Linked DNA regions of Homo sapiens: region 1 is linked to region 2. A link is an interaction called in ENCODE POLR2A ChIA-PET data of the cell type or tissue named here. Cell type or tissue: PC-9. All regions are shown on one strand. Links, peaks and the distances in the headings refer to the core of each region. The heading gives the core; the rest is flanking DNA. Region 1 overlaps MAGI3 (membrane associated guanylate kinase, WW and PDZ domain containing 3). Region 2 has its middle 70 kb from the start of MAGI3.

Region 1 (2,932 bases), core at 117-2,616, 83 kb after region 2:
ATTGCACACCTAAGATGGATCCTTTGAAGAGGCAGGTAAAGCAGGTTGTGGATTGTTGGAACCTCTTATTCTTTAAGTGTTTACGCTGTTATGTTTTCTCTCTGGGCTAAAGTCAGTCACTTGAGTGGAAGGAAACACAGCAATCCAATCTTAGTATATGGATAAACAATTCGAGGCTTAGCAATGGCAGAAGTCATAGCATAAGCATGGTAGAGCAGAGACTAGAACTCAGATTGTTTAGTTCCTTTCATTGTTCTAGTTTCTGGCATAAGAATTTGTGTAGAAAATTGGCGAAAAAAGGACCTGTTAAACATATTCTGTTTCTTTATGAAATCTGCATTCTCTTGGAACTAAGTGTAATGTGCTAGACTCAGTTTGTTAGGCCATCAGTGTGCATGAATGTGGTTAGAGGCAGTGGTATCCCCGAACCTGCAGCACAGGAAAGAATTTTAATCATTATATGCCATGGATTTTCAGGGCATTTTAAGCCTTTATAATGGTGTAACTTATGATTAAGATTTACACAGTCAAAATTGTTAGCTGGTATAATAGCTGAATAGTTAAGTATTTATTTTGGTTAGTTACTTTAGCTTTAGCTTTGAAAAATCATTTTTCCTATCGGAGATTCTTCACAATGCTTTCAGTAAAATGTTTCTGAATAGTTCCTGCTATATGGTAGACTGCTAACACTGTTTCTTGCTCTCTCTGTGGGGCTGATGCTACAAGTCTGATTTAGAGTCAGCTGTGCTTTTATTTTTTTCCTTGAGTGACTAGGGGATGCATTGGGGGAAGATAAATTTTAGGGCAAGAGGACACTCAGGGTTGTGGGAGATGAACTGTCAAGGATACCTTTGGCTCACTGTCCTCAAGCTTGTTCGGCTGCAGTGATGGCATAACTGAGAAGAGGGATTGTGCTCTTGCTGGGTGCGGGACAAGAAGATGTCTCAGGCCACGTAAAGCTGGCCACAGCAGAGGACAAGGTATTCCCTGTGAGGCAAAACTGAAGAAAGGGGATTGAGGTGGCAGTTCTGGGGAAACTATGTTTGTTAGGTAGACTAATGGGAATGATGGAGTCTTGCTTGGGCTCTTTGTAGGTCAGTGGAAGAACAGCATGAATGTGGACATGAAAAAATCTTTCTGCAATCCATTTACCACATACTCCTTTGCAATATCAGTCAGGGTTCAGTGCAGGAAACAGAAGGGGATATAATGCAGGGAATTAATTGCTTAGGGAATCTTTTGAAAGGGCTGGAGGGCTGGGCTCTAGACTGAGCCTCTGAGAATGATTTCCAGGACACCTTGAAACAGTCCACAGTGGGAGCTGCCACCTCTGCTTGAGTCAGGAAAGTGGCAATCAGGAGGTTGCTACTGAAACAGTGGCAAGAAAATGCTACTGTAGCTGTGATCCAGGTGATCAGGGCAGCCACTGCTGTTAACATTGTAACTGCTGGAAGTCTGGAATGTAGGATCTGGCCATTGCTGTGACAGCTTCTCCTTGATGCTCGTGAACTGGTGACTAGATGCTGTTATGATGAATCTGGTCCCTGCTGCCTTTGCCATTGTCTCTAAAATAATTAGAAAATGATTAATTATGTTTTTAATATAATTTAATTGTAATTTTATGCAACTAAATTCTTAATAGTGGCTGTGTTTGACAACTGATTTGTGAAATTCATAAAAATTTAATAATTGGCCTTGCAAGAGAGTACAGCCAACTCCATTGCATCACTGTAAAACCTCCTAGCTGACGGTTCTACTCCTTAATTGAAAATTCTCTCTTTTTTGTTTTAGTTCAAAGCTGGAGACTGGATACTGACATGTTCATGACCTTGTGTACAAGCTGAAAGCTGCTGAAAGCTACAGGCCAATGGGGCTCTGCTTTACTTCTGCCTTCCATATCTTGTGTCCTGCATCTTAATGGTGGAATCAGATTTGCATCCAGAATACTAGCTATAAAGGAGTCTGGAAAAGACAGTTTTTAGTTTTCCAACTTCTGCGTTTCAGGAAGGCATACTACAAGGAGGAAGTCGCTGAGTGATAGCTGATCCTTTCCCAGGCACTCATCTTCTTAAACATAGTATATTAATTACAATTTAGCCCATTCTTGATGGCTCATTGTCATTTCTGTGAGCTTCTCTTTTCATAATGGCCTGTAGTTGGAATAATCATAGGGCCAAGGGATTTTAACATCTGTAGTAACTTTTTGTCCTAGGTTAGCTTGTATCTCTCCCACCTCCCATAACTGCTGCTGAGACATCTATGTTTGATATCATTTGACGTCAACCTCCCCTGCAAGCCACAGGCAGGGAGAGCACCTCACCCAAAGCAACCAGTTTATTGGCTGGTCAGCAACCTGTGATTTCTGTAGCTTAAAAAGATGAGTGGGGCTTATTGTCTTTTGAACTAAGACAAAAAGGAAAGAATTTCCAATTAAGGGTGGGAGCTTCAGCTGAGAGGTTTTGAAGTGAGTTGGCTGTATTCTTTTGCAAGACCAATTGTTAAATTTTCAAGAATTTTGTGAGTTGTCAAACAGCCATTTTTAAGAATTAAGTTGCATAATAATTTAATAAAAACAAAGATAAATACTCAAAACAAATTATTTCCTAATTATTTGCCCACATTTTACAATTATCTATGCTTTTGAATTTCTTTATATCTACTATATCTGTATGGTAGAAACACTATATAGTGGTTTGCTACTGTGCATATCTTCCCAGCTCCCTTTTCACTGTTATCACAGTTGACTATGGTGGTAGTTGTTGGCATTTCCTGAACATATCACACTGATTGTGGGGGCGGGGAGGGAGAATCAAAGTTGGAGAGGTCATGAGAAACCATGTACAAACTAAAATTATGGGAGAAGAAACTATGAGTGAAACGATGAGAAAAACCTAATGCATGATGTAGAACTGAGTGGTGTTAATAGCAGAGC
Region 2 (2,932 bases), core at 333-2,832:
TGTGGCACATATACACCATGGAATACTATGCAACCATAAAAAAGGATGAGTTCATGTCCTTTGCAGGGACATGGATGAAGCTGAAAACCATCATTGTCAACAAAATATCACAAGGACAGCAAGCCAAACACCGCATGTTCTCACTCATAAGTGGGAGTTGAACAATGAGAACACATGGACACAGGGAGGGGAACATCACACACCAGGGCCTATTGGGGGCTGGGGGGCTGGGGGAGGGATAGCGTTAGGAGAAATACCTAATGTAAATGATGAGTTGATGGGTGCAGCAAACCAACATGGCACATGTATACCTATGTAACAAACCTGCACGTTGTGCACATGTACCCTAGAACTTAAAGTATAATAAAAAAAATGGTACTTATACAAAATGGAGTACTATTCAGTGATAAAAAAAGGATGACTTCCTGTCATTTGCAACAACATGGATGGAACTGGAAGTCTTATGTTAAGTGAAATAAGCCAGGCACAGAAATACAAGCTTTGCAAGTTCTCACCAATTTGTGGGAGCAAAAAATAAAAACCACTGGACTCATGGAGATAGAGGGTAGAATGGTGGTTACCAGAAGCTGGGAAGGGTAGTCGGGTGAGGGAAGGGGGAAGGATAGTGGTTACAAAAATGTAGTTAGATAGAATGAATAAGATCTAGTATTTGATAGCACAATAGAATAACTACACTCAACAATAATTTATTGTATATTTTTGAATAACTAAAAGAGTATAAATGGATTGTTACAAAAAAGGGATAAATGCTTGAGATGATGGATATTCCATTTACCCTGATGTGATTATTATGCATTGTATGCCTGTAACAAAATATCTCATGTACCCCATAAATATATATACCTACTATATAAGCAGAAAAGTTAAAAATAAAAAATTTTTTTAAAAATTGAATCTTGGTATTCATAATTATTGACTCAATATTTTCTTACTAAGACCATTACTGAATAATGACCATGCTTTTTGCCAGACATAGAATTGTTCCAAGGAAGTCTAGGGTCTAATATAAAGCAAGGTATTCTATAATAGTATAATAATAATCCTGTCTGTGCTATCCATTTGTAATTAGTCCATTCAGAATCATGATCTTAAAATAATTTCATCTAGTAGGATATATATATATATTACATATGTATTTATATATTTATAAAATTGAAATACATATATATGTATCTATAAAATGGAAATACATACATATTTATCCTGTCATTTTCAACAATATGGATGGAACTGGAGATCATTATGTTAAGTGAAATAAACCAGGCACAGAAAGACAAACTTTGCATGTTCTCACTTATTTGTGGGAGCTAGAAATTAAAACTATTGAACTCCTGGAGATGGAGAGTAGAATGATGGTTACCAGAGGCTGGAAAGAATAATGTAGGCAGGGAGTGGGAAAGGTTAATGGTACAAACATATAGTTAGATAAAATGGAAATACATACATATTTCCATTTTGTAGATAGAAAAAAACAGAAGCTCAGAGATGTCCAGCAGCCTGTCCCAGGTTGCTTGGTGAAGTGTTTTTTACAACTCCTTTGCCAGTGCTCTGCCTCTGTTATGTAAAAAAATACAAGGTGGTATTTGTAGTATCACTTGCTATGCAGCCTGTAATGGTTAACTAGATTAATTAGTCATAAGTGATTCAGAAGCACTGGGTAAACATGGGTGTGTATACATAAATGATCAGTCACATATCAAATAGCTTTTAGCCTACATATGTTTGAAGAAGGGTGCTCTAGGAAGAATTTTTAAAAGCTAAGCTTCAGAAGTAAAGGTTCTTATGCAACACTGATATTAATATTCTATAAAACTATTTAAAATTGATTAGGTTGCTATATCACTAAAAATCCAGAGGGAACTAATAATTTTGGAGTATTGCCCAAATGATGACCCCAGGCAACCCCTGAAACCAGCAGTGAATACTGCGTTAGGATTTCAATCTATTTATTAATATTATGCTTCTACACAAAGAACACAAAATAGAGAGAAGAGAGGAGAGCAATGGCCTGTCTAGTTGATATGATCAGTATTGATAATTAGAGGAGATAAAGAACAAGTAACAGATTTTGAGATTTTTGTCTGAATTGTCTGAATAATTGTCTAAGCTGCTTGTGTGTGTTTGTGTGTGTGTATGTCTGTGTGTCTGTGTGTAGATTCAGAGATGAAAATGAATTTCAATTTTTAAAAATCCATTCCTCATAATTGGTCCTAATGCCTAATGATAGCATTTTTCAAAATAGAAGTTCATCTGATATTGTTGTTAGTAGAGGCAAAGGGAAAGGGAGTCTCTGCTTTCTGGAAAGCTAGCAGCATGGCATTAGCTCACCATAAGTATCAGTGGTGCCTATAGTGACCCTCTTGCCCCCCTTTTCTCTGTTCTCACACCTATTGTTACGTAAGAAACTCCCCTTTTCTCTCTTTCTTAGAATTCTTATGAAGAATTTCTGCTCTTGCTCAGCACTGTTGTTCTTCCAATGCCCTCGTGTGAGAGAATAAGAATTACTTGCAAATCAAATTCCAGGGATTTGCATGGTAGACTTGAAGCTCTTGCTGCCTTTTGTTGGATAACTAAGATTGGTTTGTATCTTGTACAAACATTCCTGTCATTCATTAAAAGAAATGTAATAGTCTATTTAGGTATGCAATTCCTTCACTTCTCCAAACATATGACCTGTTTGCCTCTTCAGAAGAAGCCAGAGAGCTGGATCAACCTCTTTTGGCTGCTAAGTTACTGTACTTGTTTCTATTACCCTTGGTCCACGTGTATTGCCAGGAAAAAGATCTTCCCTTGAGCTTCAAACATTTGATTCTTAACCCCATATATCATTCTTAAAATTATCAAGATGACTTTGTTAAGCAACTGCTAAGCTAACTCATAGGTATTGCCAATGGCATACACTCTTTATCTA

The links. Peaks named below come from ENCODE experiments on the same cell type or tissue, not always from the same donor. Only the 100,000 strongest peaks of a DNase experiment are listed, where the experiment ranks them.
Region 1: POLR2A ChIA-PET joins it to region 2 with 5 read pairs; 4 of 35 experiments call an interaction of 5 or more read pairs at or near these places.

Annotation. Positions count from the first base shown.
Region 1 is chr1:113,401,864-113,404,795 of GRCh38, forward strand. All of the region lies in intron 1 of MAGI3 (membrane associated guanylate kinase, WW and PDZ domain containing 3), which reads left to right. Among named protein-coding and RNA genes, the nearest start is that of MAGI3, 13 kb to the left of the region's middle. In PC-9, for the core only: no CTCF peak of the experiment used is centred there; no DNase peak of the experiment used is centred there.
Region 2 is chr1:113,318,809-113,321,740 of GRCh38, forward strand. No RefSeq gene overlaps it. Among named protein-coding and RNA genes, the nearest start is that of MAGI3, 70 kb to the right of the region's middle. In PC-9, for the core only: no CTCF peak of the experiment used is centred there; DNase peaks (open chromatin) are centred at 1,673 and 2,663; H3K4me3 peaks cover 507 bases; H3K27ac peaks cover 818 bases.